Regions from separate parts of the Homo sapiens genome. Here region 1 is linked to region 2. Evidence: chromatin contacts called from ENCODE Hi-C or POLR2A ChIA-PET data. All regions are on one chromosome and are shown on one strand. The core of a region is the stretch at or near the end of the contact, and the rest is flanking DNA. Distances in the headings are between cores, read along the strand shown. Region 1 has its middle 120 kb from the start of MIR3660. Region 2 holds the start of MIR3660 (microRNA 3660).

Evidence for each region. A loop is a pair of places that touch in the nucleus more often than their neighbours do. ChIA-PET counts read pairs that join two places held with the same protein, here RNA polymerase II (POLR2A). Pooled maps may share reads with other maps.
Region 1: a pooled map shows a loop between it and region 2 (2.6-fold over the local background). The contact joins two enhancer-like sites. A Hi-C loop is called at or near these places in 2 of 37 single-sample maps with no recorded cell type and 5 of 50 pooled maps. POLR2A ChIA-PET finds 5 or more read pairs at or near these places in 1 of 52 experiments (GM12878).

What each region holds. Positions count from the first base shown.
Region 1 is chr5:90,129,995-90,135,762 of GRCh38, reverse strand. No RefSeq gene overlaps it. Among named protein-coding and RNA genes, the nearest start is that of MIR3660, 120 kb to the right of the region's middle. Within about 2 kb of position 3,827, at least 2 of the 41 ENCODE cell types and tissues checked have a DNase peak (open chromatin) inside an H3K27ac peak, as active enhancers do; they include GM12878, where a contact is called at or near this core.
Region 2 is chr5:90,016,322-90,022,481 of GRCh38, reverse strand. MIR3660 (microRNA 3660) reads left to right here and starts at 5,762; the gene lies at 5,762-5,861. Within about 2 kb of position 1,286, at least 7 of the 41 ENCODE cell types and tissues checked have a DNase peak (open chromatin) inside an H3K27ac peak, as active enhancers do; they include GM12878, where a contact is called at or near this core.

The sequences.
Region 1 (5,768 bases), core at 2,578-5,077, 110 kb before region 2:
ATGGTTTGTAGCCTAGGAGCAATAGGCTATACCATATCACCTAGGTGTGTAGTAGGCTATGCCATCTAGATTCGTGTATGATGTTTACACAATAAAATAGCCTAATGATACATTTCTCAGAATGTATCAGGTTGTTAAGCAATGCATGACTGTATTGGACTTTGCATTTAAAAATAGAATACTAGAAATAATACACCGGAAATATTTCCAGAAGGAAGCTTCTAAACCTCTTTGTCTTTGCAGGTTCCTAGAAAACAAATATATTTAACTACATTAGTAAAGATACACTGTAATTCTAAGCCCTTGGGTTCAGAATGGGATAAAGAATTCTTCAGAACATGAAAAAAGATACAGGGGGAGGTTAAACATGGTAAGGGTTTTCTAATGCTGGGGTTCTTTGGAGAAGGAAAAGTGGATCTATAACTTTTCTAGGAAGCAAAACCAAAAGGCCAGAACCACCTTTCCTTTTATTCTTGCCGGTCTGCAGAAACCTGTGCTTGCCCACAGAAAGAAACTCAGAAACACTTGGGCCTATAAACACTGGCATCCCAACTGTACTAAATCTCTGCCCAGCTATTTTGGGTAGGCTAGAGGAAAAATAGCAGACTGCAAAGGAGGAAGCTTGGGGACCCGCCAAGGCCATGACGTACAGTTTTCCAAGCAAAGGTTATGGCTGAATCAGAAAAAGCATGTCTGAGTCAGGCTCAGATACAAGGCTTCCTCTTCTCAAGTTCCTCTGCTTATCTCATGGGCAGAGAAGGCTGGAGTTCACAGTGACTCTCCACCTCTCAAAGGTGATCCGACAGGTCACCACACAACATTGTGTTGAACTTTCATGAACCTAGAAGGAGGTGCTGGTTGGAGGTATTCTCTGTATCGTTTTTGTTTTATTTTGCCATTTGCCCAACAAACCACCCATTTACCTTTTTTAATGAAGCCAAAGATTCCCAGTGGAGAAATAATTAGAACCACTGTCATTTTTCTAAAGTCATTTGATGTTTCAACAGCTCCAATGAGTGGCTGCACAGCAGTATTATTCACACTACTCTTAGCTTGGAAAAATAAAGAAACTTTGAAAAAGAGTATTTTTCTTATGTTAGGTTCTTCTTAGTTTCTGGATCCAATAGCTGGGCAAGTGATTTATTTTTCTTTTATCAGATGTGGATGGAATTGGTAGCAGGGTCATCTACTGGATAGTGAATAAAATAACTCAGGAAAAAAGTCACTGCATTCCAAACTTACATGTAAATAAATCAAGTGAATTCTGTCTTTTTTCTTCTTGTTTCTTGTGGGAAGGATCCAGGTAACCTCTGTCAAAATCTCAGTTTTTCAGAAAAATGGCTTTCTATCTTAAATGGCCAGGTAACTCTTGGACAAATGATTTAAATAATGGATCAGTTTTAAGTATAAGTATCTTAGGACTATGCTGCTTCTTTGTCCAGGCTCAGTAAGTTCAAACATGCTCAGTAATGATGTGAATGCTCAACTTGAAATCACACAACTAATGTTTTAAAATGTGAACTTTTTTCATAAAGAAGGACTATATTTTAAAAACAATTGTATTAGTCAGCTCATGCTGCCAAGACAAATACCATAGACTCAGTGGCTTAAACAACGGACATTTATTTCTCACAGTTCTGGAGGCAAGGTGTCAGCTGATTTGGTTCCTGGTGAGGGCTCTCTATCTGGCTTCCAGACGGCTGCTTTCTCTATCTCTTCATATGACAGACAGAGAGAGAGAGAGAGAGAGAGGGAGAGAGAGAGAATGAGAGAGAGAGAAAGAGAAAGAGAGAGAGAGATCTGGTGTTTCTTTCTTACAATTATACAAGTTTTATCAGATCAGGGCTCTACCTTTATGACCTCATTTAACCTTAATAACCTCCTTAAAGGACCTATCTCCAGTATAATCTAATGGGAGGTTAGGGTTTCAACATATGAATTTTTGCAGGGCACAATTCAGTCCCTAACACCAATTGTGGGTAGTATGAAACCGTTTGCCTTACCAGTAAGTCTTGACTTAAGAAACAGATCAGTGAAGGGCCACACAGAAGTAAACAGCAACTTTGTTTTGACATTTTCTTTTGTGGGAGAAGAAACATAGATGTATAAAAAGGTACCTCCTTCTCCCATATCCATTTTAAATTAAGAACAAGGGATATATAATGGAGTCACCATTTTAAGAACTTACTTCAACTGCATATTTAGTTTGATTTAGAAAAAGGGAGTAAGGAACTAGGCACAGTGGCTCATGCCTGTAATCCCAGCACTTTGGGAGGCTAATGCAGGTGGACTGCTTCAGCTCAGGAGTTTGAGACCAGCCTGGGTAACATGGTGAAACTCTGTCTCCACAAAAAACAAAAAACGAAAAACCTCCAAAATTAGCCAGACACAGTGGAGTGTGCCTGTAGTCCCAGCTGCTCAGGAGGCTGAGGCAGGAGGATCACTTGAGCCTGGGAGATTGAGGCTGCAGTGAGCCATAATCATGCCACTGCACTTCAGCCTGGACAACAGAGTATGACCTAATCCAAAAAAAAAAAAAAAAAAAAAAGAAGAAGAAAAGAAAAGAAAGAAAAAAGAAATGGGGAGTGAGGGAGAGTGAGAGAGTGAGAGAAGAGAAATGTTGAAAAAGAAAGAGAAATAAATGGAGACAAAGATAGTCTTAAAGAAGGAAAGCCACACGCTAGAGAGGAGAGGCCCGTGCAGAAGAGTAGATGATTGAGGGACATGGAAAGATTGACCCATGAGTGGTGAGGTCGGAGGAGCAGCCACCTGTGGTTGTCTAGCAAATGGGTTAGTAGAGGCTCTGGCAACAAGTATATGGATTTGAAACCTGCCTGATCTCACCAGTTATTCACTGTATGGCCTTCAGCAAATTAAGGCCTGAACTCAATTTGGTAATTATAATACTTATCTCATGATCTTATGATAAGGATTACATGAGATAATTCTTAATGCCTGACACATAGTAAGAGCTCAATAAATGTTGGCTACTATTATTACCACTTGTCCCCCTTTGACAAGTGCTATGTAGCTGTTGTTGATAGCTCCTCACGTGGAGATCACACCCAGGTTATTTTGTCAGGATCTGGAATTTGTTTCCCATGCTGATTATGGACTCTGAGTTTTTTTTCATAGGATGTTACTCTAGGCATCTTAATTTGATGTAGACTCTCCCCTACACCAGATTGTAGCTATTATAGATGGTATTCCTGACGGTAAGATTTTGACTTATTGAGGCTTATTATAGTTGAGGCCTAATGAAGATCTCTTAGTGGATATGTATCATTTGATATATCCATTCATGCATTTAAGAGAAATGAGAATTGGCCGTTGGACTTAAAGTACTTCAAGTCTATTTGTGTTAAACATGATTTGGGTAAATCCCATATTTTTGAATCTAATTTCCCCTTTATTAAAAAGATATTTAAAATGTTTGTAAAATATGATTCACTGAGTGAGTGGAAGTTCTGAAAGTTCTTGTTTATCTTCCATTTTTGCTTTTTTAAAATTCCAGGTTCCTGTGTTCTAGAGACAGGCAGTTTCATTGGGGATTTCAACTTGTCACCAGAAGCAGGAAGTATCAGAAAGCTTGTGATGTGACCTGCTTTTGTGAAATTTGCAGTTTGGCTTGACAGATGAGGATGCTAGAAAAAGGGTCAGCTAAGACAGACTTGAGAGATGCTTGTTACTTTGCCTGGCATCCCCAAGACTGCAGTCCTGATCATGTGGCCCTGCATGTGTGTCAGAATTTGTGAGAAGTGTATAGGCAAATGGAGGCATGACAACAAAACCCTGGTTCTTTTATAACCCCTCGTTCCTTCTTACTTTCTGTTCTCATTCTTACTTTCTCATGTTTCCTCTTTTTCTTGGCCTTCTTTTCTGCTGCATTTCAAAGAACAAGGCCTGTTTGGATTGTAACACTAGTTCTGAGAAGAGACTCATAACAGGCAGTGGAGAGAAGGTATGCAGAGGAACAGAGCAATGAAAAGGAAGCTATTCCAGTGCACATAAAACCAAAACTATGCTCTCTGTTACATTCTGTCTCTATTGAGGGTTTTTATAGCAGATCCTTTGGAGTTTTATTTTACATGGTGATCTCTCTCTCTTTCTCTTTGACTTTTAAATTTATACCCTCTCTCTGCTATTGGCCCTACTAGAAATTGCATATTCATACACTATTACCATGTCTGCATGAATAAACAGATTCCAAACCTCTGTTGTCTGATATATTACACCAGGAATCTCATCATCTGAGGTAAGACTCAGATGATGGGGTGGTTGTGGCAGGATGGGGGACTTGGGGATACACTTAGCAAAAGTTATGGGAAGGCAGAGGGGAAAGGTTGGATTGCACAGCACCACTATTTCCCTTGAGAACTAGTCACCCCCATTATAACTATTTGCATTCTCCGCAAAGCCTCCATTTCTCCCTTTCTGCTTTTCTAATTTTCTCAGCTGCTCTGCTGCTGGGATTGGTCTGACTGCAGATCTCTGGGTTGCGGTTCTGGGCCTGTGTGCTTCTTGTGTAGTGTGCCTCTTTAGACTGACTTTGCAGCTCTTCACTCAGGGATGTGGCTGGCATACTTTCTTTTCTATTAGTATACTGTTCAATTAGTGTTGTGTGACAGGCCATGATAGTGTCTACAGCCTCGCTGGGGAGTGGCAGAAGAAACCTGCTTTTTGTCTGGTGACCCTACAGGGACTTCTCCATCAGGATTTGAATCTCTGATGCACAACTCACTGCATCTCATTCTCTGCTAATTTGCATCTTAAGCGAAGCATCTTACTTTCTAGTCATCCATATTTATGATCTATCACAGTACATGGGTGACTCTTTTCAGTGCAATTTTCCAATGCCATTAGTTTCTGTATTCCAAATTAGGGCCACCATGATAAATAGGCAAATAATTTAGCAGATTTCAAATAAGGATTAGATAAACAGCGGTAAATAAGAAAAAGATAATAATTGTACCTAGGCCAACTTAGAGAAAAATATGCACATTTGATGTCAACATCTGATTACCTTAAATATAGTAATAAAATGTGCCTTAATATTTGTATAATATTTTAAAATATACCAAACATTTTCACATGCATTTTTCATGTGTTCCCATCTAAAAATCTGTGAAGCTGGCAGAATGGGAATATAGGTGACAAGACTATTAAAAAAAGGCTTATCAAAAAGTTACAGAGTAGAGCTGAAACCCTAACCTTCTGTCTTAGACCTGTACTCTTGGCACTATAATATGTTGTTTGATAGAGTAATTTTAGATGCAATAAAGGTTTAGACAATTTAGTTCAATTCAACAAAAAACAACTGAAGCTCCATGGTAGGAATTGTGTTAGGTTCCAGGAACACAAAGATGAAAAAGAACTGAACCTTTATATTTGCGTGGTTTACTAATTTCTGCACCAATATACATACATGCTCAGTGATTAGCCTGGGCTTGTATGGTCTGGATACATGACTTAGCATCACCTCTCTTCAACAGCATTCTAGGACAGAGCTAGCTCCCATGTGAGAAATGAGGCTCTATTCTCTTTTAAACCAAAGAGATCTTGCATCCCAGGCCACACTTGCTATTCTCAGCTTAGTAGAAATAGCTCTTTCCATATGTCATGAAGGTGAATCCTAAGATTTGGAAGGTATTGTGGCCACCTTGATGTCCTGTGTCAGATGTGTCAGGATGGATGCACTTAACCTGTTCAACTTTGTCATGGCTTCACTAGGAAGTGTGTCTCCTAGTGAAGGAGAGTGAACGAGACAG
Region 2 (6,160 bases), core at 37-2,536:
TGAAAGTGGGGTGGAGGTAGATATGAAGGACTTTAAATTTATCTTCATTGCTTTATTTCTTGAAAATATGATTTGAAAAAAGTACAGAAAAATGTGGGCAATTGTTAAATTCAAATAAAAATACGTTAAAGTAGCCTTACTCTTTTTGGTTACCACATTAAAGCAAGTTTAAAACTTATAATTGTTTTTAGAGCCACTTTTGCTTACCTCCAAGCTTGGAAACATGTTTTACTGTAACCCTGGTGACAAGACACACCCACAGATTCCCAATAAGTGCTCTTGAGACTTAGTACCTTTGCCCAACTTCAATTTAACTAAATCTCTTGGGATTTGGCCATCAGGAAAAAGAACATACTTGCTTTAATTCCAGTGAAAGTGAAATTGTTCTTGAGAATCCATAAATGTGAGAGTCTATGAGAAAGAGTATAGTGGATCTTTCTGACATGATGGATAGAGGAGGAACATTTACAGAGAAAGCAGTTCACTATATTTACCATCTGAAAAAAATACATATAAAAGCATTTAAACTTTGGACTTATTTATTATTTTTAATGTATTTTTATTTACATATGTGATTTTTGAAGAAAAATATAATCATTTCAAATTTAATATTACAGGTTAATTCAGCTAATTGGGCTACTCCACAGGTAAATATATTTTTTAGTCTTAATATCTTTGTAATTGAATTTGAAACTAAAATGTATCTGCTTTTTATTTTCCCCAGAGAATTTTTGTTTTAGTAATAAATTTCTTCTGTGACATACAGTCATATACTGGTTGATTTTGAGAGTTTCTTGATTTCCAGTAAACAACGTACTCCAAATTCTGATTTAAAAGATTTGTTTTGGTTTTTCTCCGGCTTTTTCTTTCCAGTGTTTCAGTGTGGGTTTTCCACATTTGATCTGACCAAATTTGGCCTCATGTCTCTGAGTTTTGGGTAGTTAAAGAAACTGTATTTTGAAATTAAATTCTTCCTTATATTTTTCTTATCTGTGAATGTTCCCAGAGTTTAATTCTTGGCCATTTCTCTTTCTCTTTTGTATGCTTTCCCTGAATCAACTGTGACTCATGGTTTTGACTTTCACTTCCATGTTGATAGCCCTCCTCTTTACAGAACTTCTTCTATTTATGCTTTGGTTAGGTTCCAAAAGGTTGGTTTAAGTCTGTTTGCAAAGTGACACTTAAAATGAGTAACTGCTAACACCCTCTGATGGTACCAGGCAAAGTTGATTGTTTTTTTTTGTTTTTTCTCCTTTTCCTGGCTCAGCGAGTTCGTTTGAGTCATAAGAGAAACTTTTGTTTCGTTTACCCCAGCTTCAAAATTCTATATATCTCAGCTGCTTTTGGGACTTACTCCCTTTGTGCACTATCTCCTCAAACTAAACATATTAAAATTTGAGATCATTTTCATCTCAAATAAGCTGTGACTTTCTCTCTCTCTCTCTCTCTCCGCTGCCTTTATTTATTTATTTATTTATTTATTTATTTATTTATTTATTTTAAAAGTAGATGATACCATTCAATTCACTGGAACTCAGAGTCTCCAAAATGCTTATTCTTCTTTCATCATTTTCATTTCATACATTTATTTGCATCAAATCCAGTTGTTTCTCTGGAGTCTTACATTCTTTGCCAGACCATGATGGTGGGCTGTACATTCAACATCATGCATTAACTACTGTAGTTTCAAAATTAATCATCATATGTGTTGAAAACTATGGCAGAGTGCTACTTCTCTCAGTCTTCTATGGCTCCTGTGTCTTCTACCTACTGCTACTCCATCTATCTTCCTGCAAGGCCGGTTTTACATGCTAGTCTTTGGCTCAAAAGCCTATATGGACCCATGATTATTACTGGATAAGATTTAGACTCCAAAGATGGCATAAAATGCCACAATAATTGGATTTACACAAATAGATAAAATTTATTTTCTATCTTTATATAGGGAATCCTGAATTTCATGAAATTCGGACATTTGCTCACAGATGCAACTTGCACATTTGCTACTGCAAGCTTTTACTCATTCTGCTACTGGCCCTGGATTGCCCTCACCCTCTTTTCTCATATGAATCTCATTGATATTTTAAGAACCTGAAATCCTTCTTCAACATCTTCAGTTTTCAATGCCCTCATTTGTTGTTATTTATTTGTTTATTTTGAGGCAGAGTCTCACTCTGTTGCCCAGGTTGGAGTGCAGTGGTGCGATCTCATCTCACTGCAACCTCCACCTCTGGAGTTCAAGTGATTCTCCTGCTTAGCCTCCCGAGTAGCTGGGATTATAGGCGCCACTCCACCATCCCTGGTTAAATTTTGTATTTTTAGTAGAGATGGGGTTTTACCATGTTGGCCAGGCTTGTCTCAAACTCCTGATCTCAAGTGATCCACCCACCTCGGCCTTCCAAAGTGCCAGGATTACAGGCATGAGCCACCACGCCCGGCCGATCCCCCATTTTAAAATCATTTTATTATAAATGCAACACAAACTTAGAAGATTTCAAAAGTCCAGGGAATCTTCACAACGTTGGAAAAAAAAAAAGCATACTACCATCTCATCTAATCCTGAATGATTTACTTTGACTTTCATCATTATTTTCATGATTTCATCATTATATTGAGTTTCAGATACGTCTTACTTACTACCCAGTTCCAACTTCATACCTTCAGCTGCATATAGAACTTTCCCACCTGTATGGCCATAATCTCAAGCAATTATTACCGTTTTAACATATTTTTCCAGTCTTTTTAAAAATATGCATTTTTATATGTTCAATGATTTTATATTATAATATTAGGCAAAATGTAAAACAAAACTTGTAATGGCTGTATTTCACTCTAACATATATATTTGCTCACCATTCCGATATAATAACGTATCTTTAATTTTAATTCCTCATTATTTCTTACTATACATGATGCTAAAGAGAACATTTATATATATACATCTTTGTCTAATTTTAGATGATTTCTTTATGTTAATCTCCTAGAAATAAAATTTGGGGTCAAAGGTATGAAAATTTTAGTTAAAAAATGATATTGCTAAATTGCTTTCAAGGGAGGTGTTACTGATTTAGAATTCCAAATCAAGATCCCGAAAGAGTTCTTGTTTTTATTATAGCTAAACAGTTTTTTTTCTGATGAGATTTTAAATGATTACAAGTCATATAATTATCAGAAAATTATTTAATCTCTCCATTCCTCAGGTTCCTCTGTGAAACAGAAATAATCATGGTACCTATCTCATAGGTTCATTATGAGTTTGATGTACGTAAAATTTGTACATACTGCCCAACATAAAATACTAATGTATTTTGTCAACAAATACATTATACTTGTCTATGTATTAGACAAATTATATATTGTTCCACTTATATTCTTTTACTTTAGACTCCATATATTTGGTAGCAAAAAAAATTCCAAATGGTTTAAATTAATGTTAAGAACTTTCACATATTAAAAATAATCTTAAATATAGATGTCCAAAATGGTAAAACAGACCTCATTAAATTATTACGTTTCATCACAATATTTACAGTGCTGCCTAGGTCACGTTCTTTCTCTCCCTTAAGTCTCCAAACTTCTAGCAGCATTGTCAATTGGCTCCTCATTGTGGTTCTTGCAACACTTTCAAACAGAAAAATGGTGCTAAGTTTTCAGATGCTTCCACTAAACTTTAGTGGGAGATGATAGGGCAGCCCATTTAGATTTTGTGGAGCCTAAAGATCATGCAATTGTGGAAGTGTTTTTAATGGAAAATAATAACTATGAATTTAAAAACTGCTAGCATCCCTGCTAGGTTCTTGCAAGGGAGTCATTTAGGGGAAGAGCCCTAAATTTACATTAGCTTCTAGGTAAATCACCTACTGCTTCTTGGCATGCCCCACCACTCTTTTCAGCGTATCTTTCACAGAGTATGTTCTCAATACACATTTGTTGATGTGAATAGGAGTTAGAGAATTATTATAGATGCCACACTATTGTACATAGACAAAAGTGTTAGTCACAGTTCCCAGTGATCCCCATATTGCAGTAATGTGGAAATATAAATTTGACAGCATGTTAAATATAAAGGATAAAATCAACCCGTGATTTTTCTTCAGACACCCATTATAGCCCCTTGATGTAGAGACTACAAAGAGAATACACCTGGCTCTAACAAAACTTACTTCATTCTGGCTAGCCTTACAATTTGAGATGTTCCGACACTAGGTTCTCTTTTTATGTTCTTACTCTCTAAAATTTTTCTAGTGGAAATGGAGAAGTTGGTTGTCATTTCATTGCTACAATTAAAATTGATCACAGATTTTAATCATGATTACCATTTTGATGGTTAAAGAAAAGCGACTTGGTCATCTCAATAAGAAATACTTTTCAAACTCTTTTATGTTCAGTTTGAGACACCTGAAGATTAAGAGTCTATCAGAACATTCCCAGCCAGTTTGAGCCCTGTCACTAAATACTAACAACAACAAAAAAAAAGTAACAAAAAAAAAAGTTTCCTGTATTATGAAATCCAGAGAGGTAAAGTCTTATTGTAGGTCTTGATTGCCAAAAAAAAAAAAAAAAAAAAAAAAAAAAAACAACCAGCAAAAATGTGAGGGAAATAATACTTTCTGGTGTGCTAAAAGTGACTATGAAGATCAAACTCCTTTAAAATCAAGGAGGGTCTGTGTTTGTGTCAGTCAGCTGCTGTTTTCCTCATTGGAAAAGATTCTTACTTTGAAAACTTAGGTTTCACCAAGCTATTCTGCTACAGTCACCACGGCTTTAATGATTGCCCTTTCCTCAAGTCTATTCTTGTTTACTCCTCAACAGAAAGAACTTTAGATTAGTGTATGTATCTCCATCTTTTCGTGGCTACTGAACCTCCTTTTCTCCTGAACACCTTGTTGAGAACAATTTAAGAGTCTGGCTTTATACTTCCTCTGCAATAAAGAACAAAATGTTCCCGGCATGATAATTCTACTTGGGAATGGATAAGTTCTCATATGCTTAAATTCTGAAAGGTACGTGAGATGGTCTGTTCTAAATGACAGGTTGCCATGGTTACATCCTTCTGTGGCTCACATGGGGATAGGGCCAATTATCAAGTTTTGTTTGGTTGATTTTAAGTAGTTTGTTACCTGGATACTCAACAAATAAGAAAACTGGGGGGAAAAAAGACTTGTTTTCTTCTTCCCTAGAAAGGAAGCAGTCATTGTTGGGGGGAAAGCCCTTAAATTCCAAACAACATGGTAAATTATTTAGTTCAGATAGAGTTTCTAAATTGTTGACTTTATTTCGGGACTAGCATAAGGCCTGTGAACTAAGATAGCTTTAAATGCTATGAATTGGATTTTTTGTTAGCTCTGTTGATCCTATAATATTTGTGTTAAGTAATTCATTCCCCTCCTCTTTTCCAGATTTGTCTGGTGCTTTTCAAATGCGTGTGTGTGTGTGTGTGTGTGTGTATTTTAAGTTAGTCCTTTTGTGAGTTTTGCTGCTCGGCCTCATTCCTCCCTCCCATGGTGGAAGTAAGATTGTTAATTAATGATATTCCAGAGGCAATTTCTGGAGTGACTATTGGAAAACCCTTCTTAATTAACAAAATGATAAATTCCCCACTGCAGCAGTGCTGCAAGTGAAGTTCATCTGTGTCATTCAAAATCTATGATTTTAAAACATTCTCTGACATTTTTTTGAGGATATTGGGCATTTAAAGTCTGGATCTTTTATCAAAGTTTCCGTAGCCAGCTGGAGAAGGAGAAATGCAGAGTGAAAAGGAGAAAGAAGAACTGGACAAAATTAAAATGCTCTTCTGTCATTGTAATAGTTCATATGGGCACTGACAGGAGAGCATTTTGACTTTGTCAAGTGTGTCTGCTACTCATTTATTCCATCTCCTGCTTGTTACCGAAGTTTCAGATTAAATGTAAAGATATGAATGTATTGCCATAATAAATTTATAAGTGGATATTTAAAGAGCAAAGATTTGAATGACACAAATGAACCTCGGTATAGCAGTAAAGTGGACAGGATTTGCAGAAAGATGCCACAGAGTCAGAAATGACTGCTGGAATCGCCTTAATTAAAAAAAAAAAAAAAAAAAAAAACTAAAAAAACTTGAGCTTCATAAGCCGCCATAGAAGGTGTCTAATGTGAAATTAGGCTTACTTTACATTAT